Linked DNA regions of Homo sapiens: region 2 is linked to region 1. Evidence: chromatin loops called from intact Hi-C (ENCODE). Cell type or tissue: heart right ventricle. All regions are shown on one strand. Each heading gives the region's core, and the rest is flanking DNA. Links, peaks and the distances in the headings are about the cores only. Region 1 overlaps LY86-AS1 (LY86 antisense RNA 1). Region 2 has its middle 38 kb from the start of LY86-AS1.

What was found. Peaks named below come from ENCODE experiments on the same cell type or tissue, not always from the same donor. Only the 100,000 strongest peaks of a DNase experiment are listed, where the experiment ranks them.
Region 2: a loop joins it to region 1, with 2.6 times the contacts of the local background. A loop is called at or near these places in 25 of 110 quality-filtered maps.

Annotation. Positions count from the first base shown.
Region 1 is chr6:6,553,281-6,563,225 of GRCh38, reverse strand. All of the region lies in intron 3 of LY86-AS1 (LY86 antisense RNA 1), which reads left to right. Among named protein-coding and RNA genes, the nearest start is that of LY86, 30 kb to the left of the region's middle. In heart right ventricle, for the core only: CTCF peaks have their summits at 2,165 (motif pointing left) and 6,085 (motif pointing left); a DNase peak (open chromatin) is centred at 6,117; H3K27me3 peaks cover 494 bases.
Region 2 is chr6:6,655,116-6,667,005 of GRCh38, reverse strand. No RefSeq gene overlaps it. Among named protein-coding and RNA genes, the nearest start is that of LY86-AS1, 38 kb to the right of the region's middle. In heart right ventricle, for the core only: no CTCF peak of the experiment used is centred there; DNase peaks (open chromatin) are centred at 5,125 and 7,172; H3K27ac peaks cover 7,599 bases.

The DNA.
Region 1 (9,945 bases), core at 1,946-9,945:
GGTTGGAACCCACACACACAGTCTCCATTGGGACACTGCCTAGTGGAGCTGTGAGAAGGGGGCCACTGTCCTCCAGACCCCAGAATGGTAGATCCGCTAACAGCTTTCACTGTACACCTAGGAAAGATGTAGGCACTCAATGCTAGCCCATGAAAGCAGCCACGGTGGCTGTTCCCTGCAGAGCCACAGAGGTGGAGCTGCCCAAGGCTTTGGAATCCCATCCCTTTCATCAGTGTGACCTGGATGTGAGACATGGAGTCAAAGGTGATTATTTTGGAGCTTTAAGATTTAATGACTGCCCTGCTGGGTTTTGGACTTGCATGGGGCCTGTAGCCCCTTTGTTCTGGCTCATTTCTCTCTCTGCAATGGGAGCATTTACCCAATGCCTGTATCCCCATTGTATCTTGAAAGTAACTAACTTGTTTTTGATTTTACAGGCTCATGTGGAAGGGACTTACCTTGTCTCAGATGAGACTTTGGACTGTGGATTTTGAGTTAATGCTGGGATGAGTTAAGACTTTGGGGGACTGTTGGGAAGGCATGATTGGTTTTGAAATGTGAGAAGAACATGAGATTTGGGAGAGGCCAAGGGTGGAATGATATGGTTCGGCTCTATGTCCCCACCCAAATCTCATCTCAAATTGTAATCCTCACATGTTGTGGGAGGGGCCTGGTGGGACGTGATTGAATCATGGGGGTGGATTTCCCCCTTGCTGTTCTCTTGATAGTGAGTGAGTTCTTGCAAGATCTGGTTGTCTGAAAGTGTGTGACATGTCTCCCTTTGCTCTTTCTCCATCCTGCCACCATGTGAAGGAGGTCCTTACTTCCCCTTCACCTTCTGCCTTAATGTTAAGTTTCCTGAGGCCTTCCAGCCATGCTTTCTGTTAAGCCTGTGGGTCAATTAAACCTCTCTTCATAAATTACCCAGTCTCAGGTATTTCTTTATAGCAGTGTGAAAATGGGCTAATACAGAGCATATCCTAGGCTATAAAATAAACCTAAATAAACATAACATTTAAAAGAGTTGAAATTATACAGAGCATATTCTCTGATCATAATGGAATCGAGGTAGAAATCAATAACAGAATGATAACAGGAAGATCTCTAGATCGGTGGAAATTAAACAACATACTTCTAAATCCTAAGGTCAAAGAGAATGTCTCAAAAGAAATTAACAAAAACCTATAGAACTGAAGAAAAATGAAAACAGATATCAAGAACACCTGAGATGAAGTTAAAGCAGGGCTAAGTGAGAAATTATAGCCCTAAATGTTTACATTATAAATGAGGAAAGTTCTCAAATGAATAACCTACATTCCTACTTCAAGAAATTAGAAAAAGAATAGCAAAATAAACCCAAAGCAAGTATAACAAAGGAAATAAAGATAAGGGCAGAAATCAATGAAATGGAAAATAGGAAAACAATGGGGAAATTATGAAATAAAGAGCTGGTTTTTTGAAAAAAATCAATGACGTTGAAAAATATCTATGATCGAGACCATCCTGGCTAACACGGTGAAACCCCATCTCTACTAAAAATACAAAAAATTAGCCGAGCATGGTGGCAGGCTCCTGTAGTCCCAGCTACTTGGGAGGCTGAGGAAGGACAATCACTTGAACCTGGGAGGCGGAGGTTGCAGTGAGCAGAGATTGCGCCACTGCACTCCAGCCTGGGCAACAGAGTGAGATTTTGTCTCAAAAAAAAAAAAGAAAAAAAAAAGAAAAAAATCTCCATGAAAGTTGACAAAAATAAAAAGAATGAAGGCACCAATCACCAAATTTGGAATGAAACAGAGGATATCCCAACAGATCCTGCAGATATTGAAAAGATAACAAGGGAATACTATTAATAATTATATGCCCATCAATTTGAGAACTTGGAAGAAATAGATCATTTCCTTGAAAATGACAAACTACCAAAACTCAACCAAGGTAAAATACAGTAGTCACTCCTTATCTGTGGTTTTGTTTTCTGCTGTTTCAGTCAACTGTGGCTCAAAAATGTTAAATGGAAAACTGCGGAAATAAACAATCTATAAAATTTAGATTGTGTGTCATTCTGAGTAGCATGATGAAATCTCTTACTGTCCTGCTCTTTGCATCCAGGATGTGAATTCTCCCTTTGTCCGGTGTCTTGATGAGTTGCACCACCACCTGTTGGTCATTTAGTAGCTGTTTTCTCAGATTGACTTTCGTGTTATTATAGTACTTGTGTTCCAGTTACCCTTATTTTACTTAATAATGGCCCCAGAGTGCAACAGTGGTGATTTGAATATGCCAAAGAGAAGCCATAAAGTGCTTCCTTTAAAAATGAAATTAAAAAATGAAAGTTCTCAACTTAATAAAGGGAAAAAATAATATACTGGGGCTGCTACAGTAAAAATGAATCTTCTATCCTTGAAATGGTGAAGAATGAAAAAGAAACTCATGCATAGTATAGATAGGTAGATAGGGTTCAGTACTATCCTAGGTTTCAGACATCCACTGGGGGACTTGGAACGCATCCCCTGCAGATAAAGAGGAAACACTGTAAATAATCCGAATATCCCTATAACCATTAACAACTTCTAATTGAATTTGTAATTAAATCATCCTGAAAAAGAAATGTCTGGGCCCAGATAGTTTCACTGCATCTGTGGGGGGTCCCCAAGACAATCACCAGGTTCAGTGATTCACTAGGAGGGCTCCCAGGGTCCTGCATGTTGCCTCATGCATGTCTGAGATTTATTAACGGTGCAAAGATACAGGGTGGGGTTGGCAAAGGGAAAGGCACGCTGGACAAAGTCTGGGAGACACAAGGTGCAGGTGTTTGAGTCACCTCCCAGTGGAGTCAAACAGGACATTCTGAGTTTCTCCAGCAACGAGCTGCACCAGTATGTGTGAAGAGTTGCCTGTCAGGGAAGCTCACCTGAGCCTTGGGTTCGAGGGTTTTTCCTAACCATTGGGCATGTAGGGCCCGTAGTGCCTGTGTGACTGACTGACATCACTGACACTCCAGACACTCACAAGGAAAGCAGTAGTTCAGCATAATCACATTATGCTAGCAGTCTAGGTACAATGAGTCACTCTTATCATTTAGGGAAAGTGTTACATCACCATAGGGAACTACCTTTCCAGCCACATTCTCTCATACCAGCCAAGGGTAAACCTTGCAAGAGACCCTTTGTAAGGACGGCAGTTCCAGATCTGCTATGCTATTTTCTCTACACTGAAGAACTTTACAAACCAACTAAAGAATTAACACCTATTTTACATAATCTCTTCCAGAAAACAGAAGAGAAGGGAATACTTCCCAACTCATCTTTTGAGGCCAGTATTAACTGATACCCAAACCAGACAGTCAATACAAAAAGAAACTACAAAGCAATATTTCTCATAAACTTAGATGTGAAAATCCTCAACAAAGTATTAGGAAACTGAACCCAATGATGTATAAAAGGAATTAAATGCCATGACCAAGGTGGGGTTCATTTCAGGTGTGTGAAGCTGTTTCAATATTTGAGAGTCAATCAATGTAATCTATTCTATTATAATCAAAAATCATACAATCATATCAATTCATATAGAAAAAGCATTTGACAAATCCCAGCTCTTAGCAAGTTGATAAAAACTCTTAGCAAGTTAGGAATAAAGTTGAAGTATTTCAACTTGATAAAGAGAATCTATGAAAAACCTATGGCTAACATCATACTTTCTAAGATCAGGAAAAGGTCGAGTGTCTGCTTTTATTTATCTTATTCAACATAATGGTGAGAGTTCTAGCCACTGAAATGAGATAAGAAAATGAAGGATAAGGAGTAAAAATGGAAAAGATGAAACTGTCTTTAATTGCAGCTGGCATAATTGTCTATGTAGAAAATCTCAGGGAATCTACAAGAACCAAACTCCTAAGATGAATAAGTGAGTTCAGGCCATGGGATGGAAGATAACACAAAAATTAATCAATTTTCTATATACTAGCAATGAACACTTACAAACTGAACTTAAAAGCAATACCATTTACAATCGTTCTGAAGAAAATGAAATGCTAGGTATAAATGTAACAAAATACAGGATCTGTAGGCTGAAAAATAGAACACACTGATGAAAAAAAGCAAAGAAGTTCATGGACTGAAAAGTTAAGCATGGTAAGATGTTAATTCTACCTAAATTGATCTGTAGTTTTAATAGAATCCCTGTCAAATTCAGCAAGATAATTTTTTAATAGAAACAAACAAGCTTATTCTAAAATGCGTATGGAAAAACAGACTCCAGAATAGGTAAAACAATCTTGACAACAATACAGAGGAGGACTCAGTCTGTCTGATAGTGTTACTGTATAGCTATGGTAATTACGACTGTGCTATTGGTGGAAGAACAGACATATTGATTAAAGGAGCAGGACAGAAAACCTGGAAATAGATCCACACAAATCTGCCCAAGTGGTTTTTGACAAAGGTACAAGAGCAATTTACTGAAGAAAGGATAGCTTTTCAGTAAATGGTGCTGGAGCAATTGGACATCAGTAGATAAAAATAAACTTTGACCTAAGGCTCACACCTTATGTGAACATTCTCACAATGGATCATGGTCTTAGAGGTAAATGTAAAACTACAAAATTTTCAGAAAAAAAATCAGATAAAATTTTCAGTACTTGAGCTTGCTACCACAAGCACAATCCATGGATGGAAAAATTGACACACTAGACCTCATCAAAACAGAAAACTTGCTCTATGAAAGTCCATGTGAAGAGGATGAAAAAGACAAGCTGTAGACAAAAAATTTGCAAACCACATATCTAACGAAGTGTTAGTATCCAAACATAAAGAACTCACAAAACTCAACAGTGAAACATCAATTTAGTTAGAAAATGTGCACAGACATGAAGAGATATTTCACAGAGAAAATACACTTAGAAAGTAAGGATACGGACATGTTCAACGTCATTCGCCATCAGTGCTAAAAACATCACCCAAATGTTCAATAGCAGTTTTGCTTAACCGTCAAATCTTGAATCAGCCCAGATAGACTTTGACAGGTGAATGGTTAAATGCGCTGAAGTGCATGCAAGCACAAAGGAATGAATTATCGATGCATGAATCAACTTGTACGAACTTGGATGACTCTGCAGGGAGTTATGGGGAGTAAAAAGGTAATCCTGAAAAGTAACAGCCTATATTATGCCATTTTTATAATAGTTTTGAAATGATGAAATTTTAGAAGTGGAGGAGAAATTGGTGTGTGCCAGAGGCTTGGGTTAGGGTGAAGACGTGGGAGGGAGGGGTTGTGGTTATGAAAGGGCAGCTTCGGGGATCCTTGTGGAGGTGGAAGTGTTCAGTATCCTGACTGGTGCCAGATGCGTGAATCCACAGATGATAAAAATGTATGGAACTATACATACCCCCCACACACACGAGTAACAGTAAAACTAGGGAAATCTAAATCTGATTAGTAGATTGTATCTTGGTTGTCATAGTTTTGAAAAATGTTACTTTGGAGGAAGCTGCATAAAGCGCATATGAGACTCTTGGTTATTGACTAATAATCCATAAAGCAAGTAAGTATTGATTAGTAACAATCTCTATTGATTTCTTTCTTATGGTTATTGACTAATAATCCGTAAAGCAAGTAAGTATTGATTAGTAACACTCTCTATTGATTTCTTTGTTATAAACGTATGTGGATCTACAATTATCTCAATAAAATTTTTAATTAAAAAGCAAGAACACCCAGCCTTTCCTACTGAAATGTTGTATTTGGGTAACTCTAACAAGATTCCTGCTTCTGCAAGGACAGACGATGCCCTAAACCCTGCGTTTGGGGGTAGAGGATCTTTCCAGTGCCTTCCATGAGGGGTTTAGCCACAGGGTGCCCCTGTGGCCGTGCCGCCGATCCCAGTCGGGCACTCCTGGCCAAAGTTAAATTTCTTTTCTTTCCAGAAGTTAATGAACGAAAAACAGTTTCTCCTCGCTTGACATCTGTGACATCGTTATTGTATTCCAAATCTTTATGGAAGAAAGTAAGCAGTTTGATAAGTTGTGTGGAATATACCAGAAAACATGAGGGACTGAGCCCCCTGGCTCAGGCAGATGTTAGTAGGGGGCCCTCTAGTGGCTCCCTGGCTGGTCTGCAGCTTCCCACAAGGCTCCTGGAATTAGAGCCACCTGTGGGAGAGCCAGATAAGGAGAAATTGAGAGACCTTTTCATGGCAGCTCCCACTTGAGCCCACATGTAGAGGTAGTAGGCTGGAGCAACCAGGGTGATTCAAAGGGCAGGTTTCTTTGGCTTAGTTCGTCCACAGCACCTGGGATCTGTGTGAACTGCTGCAGCACTGGTCTGACTGGGCACACACAGACCCTGGGGTACTGGGATAATTTTCCACAGTTAGGCAACATGGTAGAAATCAGAATAAATGAAATAGTGCTGTTGCAGATTAGAGCTATCTACTTCACCCAGTTCACTGTGGCAATCCTTCTAACTTTGGAGAAGAACATCTGATGAAATACACTGACGTTCTTGAGCAATATATTTATTGGCCATATGGCAGAGCTTACTGTTGTTGGAAATAATGCATTGCAAAGGACCGAGGAAGGGGCAGATGGGATGGAGGGGGGAAACCTGCTTTAGTACATAGGGCAAATAAAGGATCTGGCCCAGAAAAGAACTCTTATTATTTTCTGTTTCGGACAATCATCCAAATGCCTCTGAAGGCACAATTCTCCCTTTACCTATTTTGGTACATTCTGGGACAGTCATCCCAGGATGCTATTTTGGCCATAGAAAGCCAGATGGACCTGCCAGAGCACAGAGAGGTGGCGATGTTAGAAGGGAGACTATGAGTCACTCAAAGTTTCCTCAGGAACAGTTAGGAGTGCTCACAGAGAGGAACCCCCAGAACTGGTGTTTTCTAACAGCATGGGAGTAGCCGGCTGCGTCCGTGTGTGGGCTGGAGTCTGGAGTTATTCTGCTGAATGAATCATGATTTGTGCACTATAAGTTTGAAGCTCAGACCAAATAGTTCATGAACTTTAATGCAAAAGTATTGTGGAATTACATTTTTCAGGGAAGCACTCAGTGGGAACCATGTTCTACCAAGAGCAAGGATTGTGTGGAAGCTTAAAGAGCATGAGCCTTGGTCTCTGTCACCAGAATCTTACAGTGTTAGTTGCAGGGGGGTCATGTACAAAAAAAGAGTCAACTCTAGATTTAGGGGAGTAGAGAGGCATGTTTTGTAGTGGGAGACAAATTTGTTAAGCTGAGAAGAGAGAAAAGAGCCATTCAGATGGGTAATGTCTTGAGCAAAGGTGCAAAGGCAGTAACAGCATTGGCTACAAGTGACAAGCCCGGCATGGTGGCTTATCCTGATTGGAGGATTATTTTTCTCTCATAAGCCAGCATCTTGAGGTAGGAAACCCAGGATTGGTATAGTGGCTCCATGATGCCATCGGGGCACTAGTCTCCTTTTACCTTTCTGCTCATCCCTCCTAGGTATGAGGCTTTCGTCCTAAAAGTGTATAGCCTCATGTTCACAAAAGGGCCAGTAACCCCAGCCTAGCAGGGGAGCCTCCATTCCATGCTAGAAGAAGCAGGGCACAACGGGCCAAGGCACAGACCAGTGGAGTCTGCCCCCTTTTAGAAAGCCTCTGTAGAGAGAAGCATCACCTGGAGACTTCTCGCAGAGATGTGCTGCGTGGTCTTCCCCACCCACACAAGCTGAAAGGACTAGATGCGCGCATTACCACCAGAACAAAATAGAGGCTCTGCTGCTACAGAGGATGCAGAGATTGGGCAGCGAGCAGGCACAGGCAGGAAAGGGCAAGGCAGGTTTGGGCAGGGGGCGGATGTCTCTACAACAGTTTCTGTGTGGTACAGTTAATTGTTTACCATCCTCTTGCAGATTTCTTTTTATTACAGCAAGAAACTGGTACATAACATACGGGTTACATTTTATTGATCAGAAGCTTTGGATGGCTACTGCTGTACCCTTTCCACTTTCCCCAATCAGCTATGGCCCCTCTTGGCTGGAATGCACCCTCAAATATTTGCAATTTGCACCAGCTTGGGTGCTGTCCTTCACAGTCTCATGAACTTTGGGCAAAGGCCCTGATTGTATCTCAGCTGAGTCTGACAGGTCTTGGTTTATTGACGCTCAGACCTCAGCTCACTGCAATATTTTCCACTGCTTCAAGTACTTCTGGGAGGTGGTGGGAGCATTTTCAAATGTGCTTATGAATAAAATTATTTCAATAATCTGTACACTGCCACGATGGGCTGCAGCCTCCATGCTGTGCTTCCCAGCAGCCAGCACATTGCAACCCAGCCTTGCACTGCTGTGTGCAGTAGCTCTTTCTGCCTCCATGGTGGCCAACCCAAAACTTGAGCCGCCAGAGTTTCATGGATGTCACTGTCTACACTTCTGCTCCACAGTGGTAGTGATGATGCAGCTCTCTTTCAGTCTTATTTACATCCCTGTTGTCCAGGACTCAGACCTGTATCCAGTTAATTATATTGGAGACGATTTAACCATGAATCACAATTTCTCTCTGATGCCCAAGGTTATTATTATGAACTCAATATCAGTGAACCTGGTTCCTTCCCCACTTAGCTTTCTTCTGAGAAATCCTTCAGTGATTCTGGAATGTAGACCTCAACCTCTGCAGTGTGTAGTGGAAGGTTTTTGGATCACGCTAACATCTCTGTTGTACAGGAAAGCGAAATCATTTCGAGTTAACCTATTCTCTTCCTCAGTAACTATTTTTAGTTGGTTCCAGGTACTCATCCTCATATTAGGCACATGAAGAGGATACTAACATAAGTAAATGTGATCATTGGCCTCAAAAAGCTAAGAGATTAGGGTCATTGTCCTCTCTACTTGTTCTTTTCTATGTCTTCTTTGCGTCTAATTTGTTCCTTTCCCTGCGACTATAGGGAAATATATTGTTGAATTTGGAAGCTTCTTAGTTACCACAAAGCAGCCCCCTTTCAACTTCTCCATGCTTGAAAATGTGGGGTCAGTCATGTCTCCACTCTTTTCTCAAACCCTCCTCTCTCATCCGTCTTCAGATCCTTTTGAGTTTTCCTTTGGACTTTCTCCTGCTCTTCCAAACCCCAAGCCACTACCCCCATTCTTAATTTCATTGTTGAATTGTTGCCTTAAATCCTGTCTGGCCTTCTTTCTCCACCTCTATAACCTTTCTCTTTCCCAGATCATTTTATATAAAGCTCTACACAATTCTCTTAAATGGTTCTCATCTGGACTTCAAGGCCCCTCCCTAATTTCTCCCTACCGCAGTTTGTTTGTTTGTTTGTTTATTTTTGAGACAGAGTCTTGCGCTGTCACCCAGGCTGTAGTGCAGTGGCACAATCTCAGCTCACTGCAACCTCCACCTCCCGGGTTCAAGTGATTCTCCTGCCTCACCCGGTTAAATTTTTTCTGTATTTTTAGTAGAGACAGGGTTTCTCCATGTTGGTCAGGCTGGTCTCGAATTCCTGGCCTCAAGTGATCCACCTGCCTCAGCCTCCCAAAGTGCTGGGATTACAGGTGTGAGCCACCTCGCCCAGCGGTTTGTTTTTTGTTTTGTTTTTTTTTTTTTGAGACAGAGTCTTCCTCTGTCACCCAGGCTGGAGTGCAGTGGTGCGATCTCGGCTCACTGCAACCTCCACCTCCTGGGTTCAAGCGATTCTCTGCCTCACCCTCCTGAGTAGCTGGGATTACAGGTGCGCACCACCACGCCTGGCTAACTTTTGTATTTTTAGTACAGTTGGAGTTTTGCCATGTTGGCCAGGCTGGTCTCAAACTCCTGACCTCAGGTGATCCAACCACCTCGGCCTCCCAAATTGTTGGGATTACAGGCATGAGCCACTGTGCCTGGCCTTCATTTTTTAAATTCCTCTTGCTCCATCCATGCCCATTCTTGCCTTTGGCATATTTCAGGCCCTTCCCTTTGCTGTCCTGTGTGTCCATAT
Region 2 (11,890 bases), core at 3,620-11,619, 100 kb before region 1:
CTCAGGCTAATAAGTCCACAAACTAAATTTTTATCATTTCTCCCTAGAATAACCAGAATCAGAGGAAGTCGGTCATTTAAGTCAAATTCAGGACAGGCCAATTGATAAAAGGAGAATACTGAGTTCATACAGTTTCTGTGAAATATGTAACTGACAGTGGACTGGGATGTTCAAAGTTACAGGATGTTAGGGCCAAAGAGATACTTTGAGATAATTTAGTCCAAGAAACAGACCCAGAGAGGTAAAAACACATACTCAGAGTTAGGCAGCTTATCGATGACAGGACTGGAACTCCAACCCTGAACCCACTCACAATTTTATAGAAAGACTCCAGGATTTGACACTGCACCTGCCCTCCTCCTTGGCAGGAGTTCATGTGAGAAACCAAGTCACAACTGGAAGGCTGCTTAGTGATCCCAGAATTAAAACAAGAACCTTAATTCCACTTGGTGAACAGACGGGAATTCTCCTGTGGGCCCATCTTTCAGATACACAAATTCTGGCTCCTCTGATTCTCGTTTCCTAAACTCGGTGAAGAAAGACCACTGGGTCTGTACATGGATCATAAAATGCTTAATTAAGGTATGCTATTTTTGGGTTAAATGCTGAGCCCAACACACATTCTTATTGGAATATAAGTACGTCCCAGGTCATGTGATAGTTCCCATTGCCGAGTATTTATTTGCTGTAGATGTGTGATGTGACGTGTTGTGCTGAGCGCTTTGCATAGTCTATCTCTTTATCCACAGTCTTGCAAGCCATCTCTGAAGACCACCTTCTAACATGGTCTTTTCCCCTTGTCTGTGACCCTTTGTCTGTGCAGGGCCATATAGCTGCTTAGACATCCCACCTCTTCTCTTTCAGCCCGCAGGATCCCCATACATGTGATTTTGGAGAGCTAAGAGGGCCCTGGGAGCACATGGGACTGAGCCTGGCTCAGCCAAGTTCCTATTTACCCTCTTAACGTGGATTTCAGCCTCTGTGTTGGCATGAGAGTCCGTCTGGTAAGCTGTTTTCTACAAGGAGAGGGCAGAATAGAGGCACTGACTAAAAATTGGAAACGTTTAAGAGAAATCTAATCTTCCAGGGATACAAACATAATGCTGTGTGTAAGCAATCCGGATTTATTGTCTAAACCTGAAGGCTTGTAGCCCTGCGGGCCCCTTCATAAGAGGAGATGGCAGGCAAATCACCTTGTGCTGCCCAGGAACTGTGAGGGAGGTAGATTAATCGTGTAGAAAAGCTACTGCGGCAGATGCTCACGGGGCAGCTGAGCTGTCAAAGAGCTACTGGAAAACTGACTGAAAAGGGAGGCTTACAGGGGAAAATGACAAAGAAAAAAAGACAGAAAACCTGGCTTGGATCCCAAGACAGCGGAAGGCGCATTCAGACAGGCTGGCCTTTTGACCTTCCTTGCCTAGTCTGACCATTAGGAGCAGAAGATGTGATTAAAGTACCTAACAATTTACTAGAAGACTTCACACTTCCTTCACCAAAGCTTCTCTTTTCAGAATGTCTGTTTTCATTTCTTAATCAATGGTTGAAATAAAAAAATCCACAAAGACTTTTTAAAATGTGGTAAAATACACATAACATAAAATTTACCATCTTAACCATTTTAAGTGTACAATTTTAAAAAACAAAGCAGGGCCGGGCGCAGTGGCTAACGCCTGTAATCCTGGCACCTTGGGAGGCCGAGGCAGGCGGATCACCTGAGGTCAGGAGTTCAAGACCAGCCTGGCCAACATGGTGAAACCCCGTCTCCACTAAAATGCAAAAATTAGCTGGGCATGATGGTGGGTGCCTGTGATCCCAGCTACTTGGGAGGCTGAGACAGGAGAATTGCTTGAACACAGGAGATGGTGGTTGCAGTGAGCTGAGATTGCGCCACTGCCCTCCAGCCTGGGCGGCTTAGCGAGACTCCTCTCAAAAACAAACAAACAAACAAACAAACAAAAAAGCATTTTGAGAAAATGTAAAGAATGCTTTTGAATAAGTTTTTATTATAGTGTCAATGTCTGTCAACATTTCAGGATCAAAGAAATTTGAATAGGCTTATACAATAGTGAATGCTTTGTAAAAAATATTAAATTATAGGGAAGGGCTTCAAGTATTAATTATTCATGGATCCATTTTCTTTTCCTTGCCCAGTAAGGAAAATAAGCTCAGAATGAACTGTTTTTTTTTTCTTCAGTTAAAGCAATTTTAATTTAAATATTTCAATTTTCAGTACTTTACATTTTGGTAAAATATGTAGAACATAAATTTACCCTTTTTAAGCATTTCTTAGTGTTCTCTGGCATTAGGCACGTTCACATTGTGTAACCATCACCACTATCTCCAGAACTTTTTCATCTTCCCAAGCTGATCTATTTTTTTAAGATACAAGTTGCATCCGTGAATTTAGAGTCCACATTTTCTTCTTGACTATATTTACAGTTGTTCTAATGTTGTATGTAAATATGTGCTTGTTTTAATGCATGCAGTTAAAAATGACTTCAGGGAAGGAAGAGGGAATAATATCCACTGAGTCCTTACCAAGCTTGGCACGTTACATATTCCACACAACAATCTGGGAGGCAGAAATTACTAGCCCATTTTACAGATGAGGAAGCTGACACATAAAAAAATTAAGTAGCTTTGCCTAAGGTCACACAGCCAGGACATGATGGAGCTGAGACTCAGCCCCTCTCTGGTTTTCACGGCAACATGCCCTCAGGTTTATACCACTTTAAGAAAAGCAGGAAAAGAAAGAAAAGAAAAAGGCATAAGGACGTGGGTTACATGCAATTTTAGGACTGTACGATTGCTATTACTAAAGATACCACCGAAGAAAGTATGGGTTTTTCTTTCTTGGGAATTTTAGAGGTCTCGGTGGTCAGTTCTCCTACTTAAGGTATCCTTTGACTGAAAGGACTTCTAAAGGTTTTCTGTAATTTGTGGTTGCATGAAGGTCACCCCATTGTTACTTGTGGTTATGAAACAGTGACAATAGGGACTAAGAAGAGAAAGGGGCAGGTATAGAGAGTGTGTGGAATGCTACGGCAGCAGGGAGGGGTCTGGGCTGGGCAGCTGCTCCTGCCATTCCTGCTCTTCTGACAATATGATATCTGAGCACAGAGCGCTGGAGGAGGGAGGGCGGGAAAGGAAAGAGATGGCCCCCACATGCACAAAAGGACAGGTGGGCTCTGTACGTCTCACCCTCCACAGAGATAAGCTGGAGGCTGCGGCCTCATTTCTAACTGAATTCCGCTACTGTCTCCAGGGCCACTCCTTGGGAAGACCTAGTTAGAGCCATATAATGATATGATATGAGCCAATGTTTGTCAATCTCTGTGCTGCACATGATATGGCCATTGTCTTGTCATCATTTCTGTTTAACAGACGAGGAAACAGATGTCTCATGGTCTGTAGGTGGCAGAGGAAGGACTTGAACTGAGGTCCATCTGTACTCAAGCCCCAGCTGGTCTCCACCACGATGGTCTGGTTGTCTAGTGTTGAAGTCACCTACATGGGTACTAAACCCGGCTTCACCAATGAATACCCTGTAATCTTTTGTTGAGTTTCAGCTTCCTAATATTACAAATAATGAAGATTATAGTACCGACTTTGTGGGACTGCCATGAAGATTTAGTAAAATTACCCAATCTTGGCCAGAATGTTACGGCTTGAGTTGTGTGCCCCTCCAAAAGGTATGTTGATGTCTTAAGTCCTAGTGCCTTAGAATGTGACTGTATTTGGAAATAGGGTCTTTAAGGGGTCATTAAATTAAAATGAAGCCATGAGGGTGGGTCCAAATCCAGTGTGACTGATGTCCTTGCTAAAAGGGGAAATTTGGACACCGAAACCGACAGGCACATAAGGAAGATAAAGCAAAGACACACAGCAAGAAGGCGATGAGAAGTGAAGGATTGGAGAAATGCATCCACAAACCAAGGAGTGCCCGGGGCTCCCAGAAGCAGGAGAGAGGCAGGAGCAGGCCCTTCCCTCGCAGCTTCAGAGGGAGCATGGCTCACCCAGCACCTTGATGTCAGACTTCTGGCCTCCAGAGCGATGAGACAATACATTTCTGTTGTTTAAAGCTACACCTTTTGTGGTACTTTATTGCAGCAGCTCTGGGAAATTAATACAGCACACAATCCAATGTTCTTGTTCTTCCTTAGGCCATTCATTCAACTAATATTTTAAACCAAGTGCTGGGGATTTGTTCAGAGGTTCAGAGGTGAACAGATCCCGTTTCTGCTCTCAGGTGGCTCATGTCCTAGTTAGGGACACAGACACATCAACAAGCAATGATAGTGGAGTGTGGTTGGTGTCTTGCCATGGGCAAGGCAAGGCCAGGGTGCTTCAGGGGCTTCAAAGAGGGGCCCTTAAATTAGCGTGGGCATCAGAGAAGCACAGCTGCTTCGAGGGAGTGATATCCCAAAATGATGGAGTAGTCGTTTTATTTGGAAAAGAACACGCCTGTTATGGTGCAAGGGCGTTAATGACTTTTTGTTGTTATAATTGAACAAGGACAGTTCCAAGTATATATAAAAAATGACAGGAATAAGCAAGATTAGAAGGGAAGCCAATGTGTTTGTTTCACTTAGCAGTTCTGCCTCCAGAATCGCTTTTAGCTGAGATGTTTCCTGATTAAGGCTGGGGGATGGTTGGTAGTGACAAGTCGAGGTTGAGTAGGGTGGGGTCCTGATGAGATCAGGGAACATCTATCCACAGGAAAGACTGATGTCTTCTTAAGGCAGAATACTTAGCCCTCTTTCATCAACATGTGCCACATGGCAAGAAAAGATTCCAAAGCCCTTGCTGCTGGGTAAAGTTGTGTAGCTTGTGGACTGCACAAGGACCCCTGACCAAGGGGAGAGTGGGGACTGAAATCCAGCATATGCTCCCTTGCCCAGGCTGCGTGTCTTGGGATACCTCTTTGTTTTGCACAAACATACCATCTGCTTACTCAGTCATCTGCCACTGACTCAGGTTCCACCCAGAAAGGGCACCTTTTTCTAATTCATACAAGGTGCCATCTGTGCAAGAGGTAATTCCAAGCATGGTCTTTGGGTCTGGCTGCATGAGGCAGCATTTGTTTCTTTTGAAACAAAGGCCATTCTACCAGTTGGAAGTCTGCCAACGAGTCCCTGTTACACAATTAGAGCCTGGTTCTCTGGCAACCCTCATGTGTACTCCCACGGCATTAGCTAAATTACCACCACCCAGTTAACTTGCTAGCCTGCACTCGTACTCTATGGCTTTCAGCTTATGCACCTGAAGTCAAGACCATATGTGGTTTTTATGGAGCCAGAAAGTTAGGGATGCAATAAAGCTCTAAGTAACTGGCTAATAAATGTTAGTTATATGTTTCGTCTGGGTTGCTAGGACAATCCTCTACAAATTCTATTTTGTCGTATATTTAAACACTGAATACTTTGTACATTACTTTGAGCTTCCAGCTTCTTCTCCTTTAGTCTCCCCCCCTCCCCAGTTTGCTTTGGGAATGAGGTCAATGGATGTACTGTGGGGGTTCGGGGGTGTGCTCCAGTCCAGAATATGAACAGACAACAGGTTCTTACACTTATCGTCTGGAGGATCGCGAGCAATGCAGCCTGTCTGTTGTCTGGAGGATCGCGAGCAATGCAGCCTGTCTGTCTGAGAGCAGAGGGGAAAACAACAGTATAGGAATAGTGCAGGTGTTACAATAGTGCGCGTGGCCTTCCAGACGGCAGTGGGGGGAACAGAAGGAGCTGGGGTGGGGTGCTTGGTAAGGAAATGGGATCCCCATTCTGGGGTGGCTTCAAGGGAGGGAAAACCTGTTCACCAGGGAAATAGGAATTTCTTCTGTGTCAACAGTCTGTGGGTTCATATGAAGACATTTCAGCAATAATAACATAATTAAAAATCACTGACTTACAACCCTACATGCATGTTACAGAATCTTCAGTTTCTCCTCACTCCCTACCCTGCTTATTTCTGGAAGCCTCATGTCAGCTCAAGAACAGTTCTTTCCCGTTTCACCCTTTAGCTCCCTCTTCCTGGGGCTGCTGTCCAAGCCGCTTCAGGTACATGAAGACAGAGTCTCTCTGCTCTGGTGTGCACCGGGGTGGCAAGGGGCCTGGGTCTATGCCTTGCTGGCCTTCCGTCCTCTGTGTTCTGGGTCCCCTCAGGTTCATGGAACAAGCTATGCTGTGCCCTACCCTCCTGCCCTTATGCCACCTTGCCACCGGGACCCCATGAAATGCTGCAGGTGCCCTGGTATTTCTCCAAATCCCTTATAAAGTTAGCTCCTAGCTGTTGCTTCTCTCTGCAGGAGGCTCTGCCACAAAACCAAGGGGCTAGGGAGAGAGCTGGGACCCCAGGCCATTCCTCCCACTCTGCCTCCGCCCCCAGGAGCTTGTCCACAACATGTAGGCACCAGGACCTCCAGTGTCCCAGCCAACCTTCAAGGGCCAGCATGTTCCCTCCTTCTACCGTGAAGCCAAGCCACGTGTCCTCCCCGCCTCAAAGCCCCCCACAGTGCTTTGTTCTTGTCTTGTGCTGCTTACCATGGTTTCTCCATCACAGGAGATTTTTGGTACTCTTCTTCTTCCCTTTTCCTAAAAGATAAGCTGAGTTTGAATTGGGATTATACTATATATTATTTATTTTTTATATTTGATGTATTGTGCTTAATACAATGCTCAGCAAACCGTAGGTGCTGACTAAAGATTTACGAAGGGAAAGAAGAAAACAGTGAAAAAGCCAGATTATGCTTATGGCACATTCACCCAGGTGGGTTTGACAGTGAGTGACCAAAAGCTTTTGTGGAAGAGCATGAACAAATCATGAAACTGACTAGTATTCATGATCCCTTTTTGTTCTGTGCTGTCATCATTGAGTTAATGTAACTGTCATTAGCCTACCTTTGTTTTTAGCTCATTTGCTGCTTGAGTTAACACATTCTGCAAGCCTGCAACTAAAACCATGAAGTGTTTCTTTATTATATGGTGTCTTTCCAAACAGCCAAGCAACATTAGGTAGAAAGAGCCTGGATTTGGAGTGAGACAGAATTGAATCCTGGCTCACTGATGGAGCTCACAAGCCTGGGGAACCTTAGGCCAGTTCCTCAATTTCTCTAAACCCAGACTTCCTCTTCTATCACGTGGACCATTGTGTTACGCACCCACAGGCTGTTCTGGAGATGAAGTATTGAGATGCAGGCCGAGCACAATGCTGGCGCAGAGAGCCTGCACAAATCGTTGTTAGCTTTTACACAATTATTATTATCATGGTGGTTGTTCTGCCTTCTCAGATGTTATCTTTCTGCACTCACATATATTAATCTTTGTAGTTTATGTGGAAACCTTATTGCATCCCCTTGATTATGTCAATGATGTTCTCTGGCTCTTTCTTGAATTTTCTTCTACCACTTCTGAGTGAAGAAAAGGAAAGAAATGATATGATAAAGTCTTCGGTGGCAGGGATATTTTCTGTTTTTCCACCCTTGGGTGGGTTTCAGGGAAATCCAGAAAAATACCAGCTGGCAGAAGGTATCATTGTTTTTGGCTAAAGGAACATTGATACATACCCTTTTCCACAGAAGTGAGGAGACCAAACCACTGGAGGAAAGGAGGTGGTTTTGTGTCACATGTGAAAAGAAAGCTGGGCGCAAGGGGAGAAGAATATTTCAGGCCAGAGCATTTGAATGCAGCTGAAGGCTTCCGTTCCACACTAAGTAACTGAAGACATTTACAAACTAGATGAAAATAACTCTTTTATAAGCCCTATAGGACCCCTGCTTGCCTGATAAAATGATTGGAAAATTAGGTAGACTAACTTGTTTTGCTGATTGAGAAAAATACGGCCAATTCAAACCTGCAGTTGAACTGTTGAGATAATAAACTCCGCCATTCTAACGAGTCTGGGTTGTCATCAGGATGTGGCCCTTTCTGTTCTCGTGCTAGCTATTTTGGATTATCTTTCCTGAAGGCAGACGTAATTGTTACATTTGCAGATGTCACATTTAGTTATGCAGGCATTGGGTGTGTGTCTTTGTGTGCAGGAAACAAGTTTAATTAAAAAAATACACGTATTTTCTTTTTTTTTTTTTTTTTTGAGACAGAGTCTTGCTCTGTCACCCAGGCTGGAGTGCAATGGCATGATCTCCGCTCACTGCAACCTCTGCCTGCCTCCCGGGTTCAAGTGATTCCCCTGCCTCAGCCCCCTGAGTAGCTGGGATTACAGGCATGTGCCACCACGCCAGGCTGATTTTTGTATTTTTAGTAGAGACGGGGTTTTACCACGTTGGCCAGGCTGGTCTCGAACTCCTGACCTCAAGTGATCCGCCCACCTCGGCCTCCCAAAGTGCTGGGATTACAGGAGTGAACCACCACACCTGGCCCACATTTTCTTTCATAGGCCCTTTTGGCCTGGTTATATTGTTTCTGTTTGGGGGCCAGAAAGGTGTATCCAAATGTTTTCCTTAAATTCTTTTCAGAGTTCATGGCCCAGGGAACATGCCCCCATGCCAGGTCTAATAAAACTAGCTACACTTAGAAGAAATCAAGATGCCAAGGGACCATCTCAGGACCCAGAAGGGAATGTGGGCTTATGGGTGAGGGCTGGGCTTCTAGGATTGTTTGCTCTGATGATGTAGGAGGATGGGAGAGGTAAATTAGGAAAAGAGGCTTTAGCACTGCAAGTGAACACCCACCTTAACATAATAATGACTTATTTTTATTGAGTGACGTGCCAGGCCCTATTCTCAGCATTTTACATGCATTTTCTCATTAATTCTCACACTGTCTCTACAAGATAGGTACTATTATTATGGTCAGCACCTACAGATGAGGAAACTGGGGCTTAGACAATAAAAGTCACTTGCCCAGTGAACAGCTAGGAGAGAATTAGAACTTAAAACTGGCCTAATTCGAGACATGATCTGGACATGTCCTTTGGCCTAGTTTGAAACATGCCCTTCCTCTCCCTTTACCCCTTGGCAACTTCCCCAGTTTCCACTTAAGGATATGTGTGGTTCCAGTGGGAATAACTCTGATCCAGGTCTAGGGGTGGGGCATGTGACATAGGCTAAGCCAATCAGGGTAGGGTCAAAGTGATTGGTCAGGATGTTACTGAGCCAGCAATGGGCTCACTGCCTAATGTGCATTGTGGCCAATCCCACTGCACTGGCTTTTAAGAAAAGAAAAGGTTTACTGCAAGTCTACCAGCAAGGAGACAGGAGGAAACACTCCAACCTGTCTCTGCAAGTTGGAGTTTAGGACAGGTTTTATAAGCATGGGGTCATGAGGCATGATCTGATTGGATTTTGCAATGAGGTGATGCTGGGAGGCATAATCTGATTGGATCTTGCAATGAGGTGATGCTGGGAGGCATGATCTGATTGGATCTTGCAATGAGGTGATGCTGGGAGGCATGATCTGATTGGATCTTGCAATGAGGTGATGCTGGGAGGCATGATCTGATTGGATCCCGTCATGGGGTGATGCTGGAAACTGATATGATTGGATCCTGGATCCTGACATGCCGTGTTCACTTCTTAATTAAGTTCCCACTCCTCAGTCTTGCACTGAGGTCCCCCTGTGGTCGCATACTTGGTTCATCTGGGCATGCTCGGGTTACATAACCTTCAACCTGGAGTCCACGGCAACCGAAAAACAACTCACAACTTTATCATATAAGAGTTGAGCCAGATTGGTCTGCTGTGGTTACAAGGAGAGGTCATGTGACCCAAGCCATTCTAATCAGAATGAGTAACAGGGTTTTGGGATAAAGGTCTCTTTTGCCTTCTGTACTGTGGACAGTGTGGATGTGAGGTCTCCAGCTACTGAAATGATTTGCTATTGTGGGACAGACTGTCTGAGGGTAAAGGCAATATTCCAGGAGACCCGAGGTGGAAGAACTGTGGAGAAATGGAGGTGAAGAGCCGATGATGAATGAACCTCAGCAGCAAACGCTGGCTGACACCTAAACCACCCTGGGACTCAGTAGTCATGGGAGACAACCTAGTCCCCTATGCATAAGCCAGATTCAATTGAGTTCTCTGTTCCTCATAGCCAAAACGTTCTAAGAGATGCGATCACACTGTCCTGAGGGGCTTTATCAGCATTCTGCCTAGACTCTAGCCTGACAAAGCTTCCCTTGGGCACTGGAATGTTCCTCAAAAATATTTTTTAAAACGTTCTATACGTAACGATGGAAATTGCCCTCAAAATATAAAGAAGGGCTGGTGGGCACTCCAATGTCTGAAGCTGGCTGATTTTCATAATAATTCCTTAATTGTGGCAGCACTGCATCATCCTGAACCAAGCTGTTTTTTTTTTTTTTTTCTTCAGAAGAGTTTATTGAGGACACATTTTTGGAGTTGTTGATAGTGATTTTTGAAACAGTAGCAATTCTCTTTACAGGAGAAGTCAATTTAGTTTGATAGATTGTCTGGGCACTTTGACCCCACCCCAGCCAGTAACCACACAATGGCTAGCCTGAGAGGGCTCGGCTTGGGGTCACCCACCTCCCCTGACAACCCTGCTTCCTGGGCTGGCCCTTTCAAAGTCATCTTAGTTACTACATCCTGCCAGAGTGTTAAATAATGACAGACTCTAGCGTTTCTCCTAGCAGGGCTGTTCGTATTCCAAGAGGAGACTCCTGAACATTGAAATATGTTTTCAACTTGCTGGAATAAAACTAATGGTGAAATTTAAGGCCCATGACAGGACACTAAGAAAAGACATATTCTGGGACAAAGAAACATTTTTTTTTCTCTCAAATCATGTCCTTAGTGAAACGGCTGTGTACTTGTATATTCAGCTATGACTAGGATAGTCTCCATATATGGAAATTCCAGTTTAACACAAACCTATAGCATCTGAAACTTTCTCTCTCCCTCCCTCTCTCTCTCACGCACACGCACCCACACAGTCAATTTAAAGAAGAGGGCAAAGGGATTGGGAAGGGACTGGCTGAGTTCCACCTGTGTCTTTGGAAGGCTGTGACAGCTGTCTTGTACTGTTAGAACATGTGCGTACACAGAGTCTAGCCAGGGACTTTACTACTTGTGGTGATGGTTACTGAAAAGGGAGAGAGGTGAATGTCTCAAGCTAGAGGGAATGGCCAGGGGCAGGAATCATTTGCTATTCTTGTGCGTAACACCGTCACCCCCATGTACGTTCAGAGGTTTGCTCCTGAGCCTAGTATGACCACGCACGTCTTTTCCCTCGAGCATTATGGGCCTAGGCAAGGACGCTGCTGCAATTTTGCCTGCTCATAACCCAGAAAACCTCAGATGCTGGTTTTAAAGTTTGACAGGCATTTTTGACCTGCTATTCTAGGTGGTTTACTGATGTATAAACAGTGATTAATAGCAACTACTGTTTTTTAAACTATGGAATTTTTTTCTCTTTTAATCTCTAATATAGTGGCATTTTTATGAATGATAGTGTCAACTCACCCACCTTACTCCAGCCCCTTAGCAGGAGCAAGAGGGCCAGCAGGGACACTGGAAGGACAGGGGCGTCGGATGGTGAAGGGGCTATGCAGCCCACCATGCGATCAGTGCATCCCAGGAGAGAAGACGGGGCCGCAGAAATGGCTCTGGAAGTAGCATGGGCAACATGCTCATTTACGGAGAGCATCGTAGAAGACAACTTAAGAACACAGCACCTGATACACATTAAGTGTTCAGGAGTTATTCCTTGCATTCATTAATGAATGCAGTAATGAACGCCAGCATATGCTGAGGTCAAGTGTAATCATGCTTTGAGGGATGAAGGTGAAATGAATGTTTGGATAAGCGAGAGTATGATGTCCCTATTCGTGAGGTTGCATCAGCTTCTCGGCCCTCATGGTCCAAGGGTGGGGGCCTGCCCAGGAGAAGCAATGGCACATTTTCCCAGTGTTCTAATTT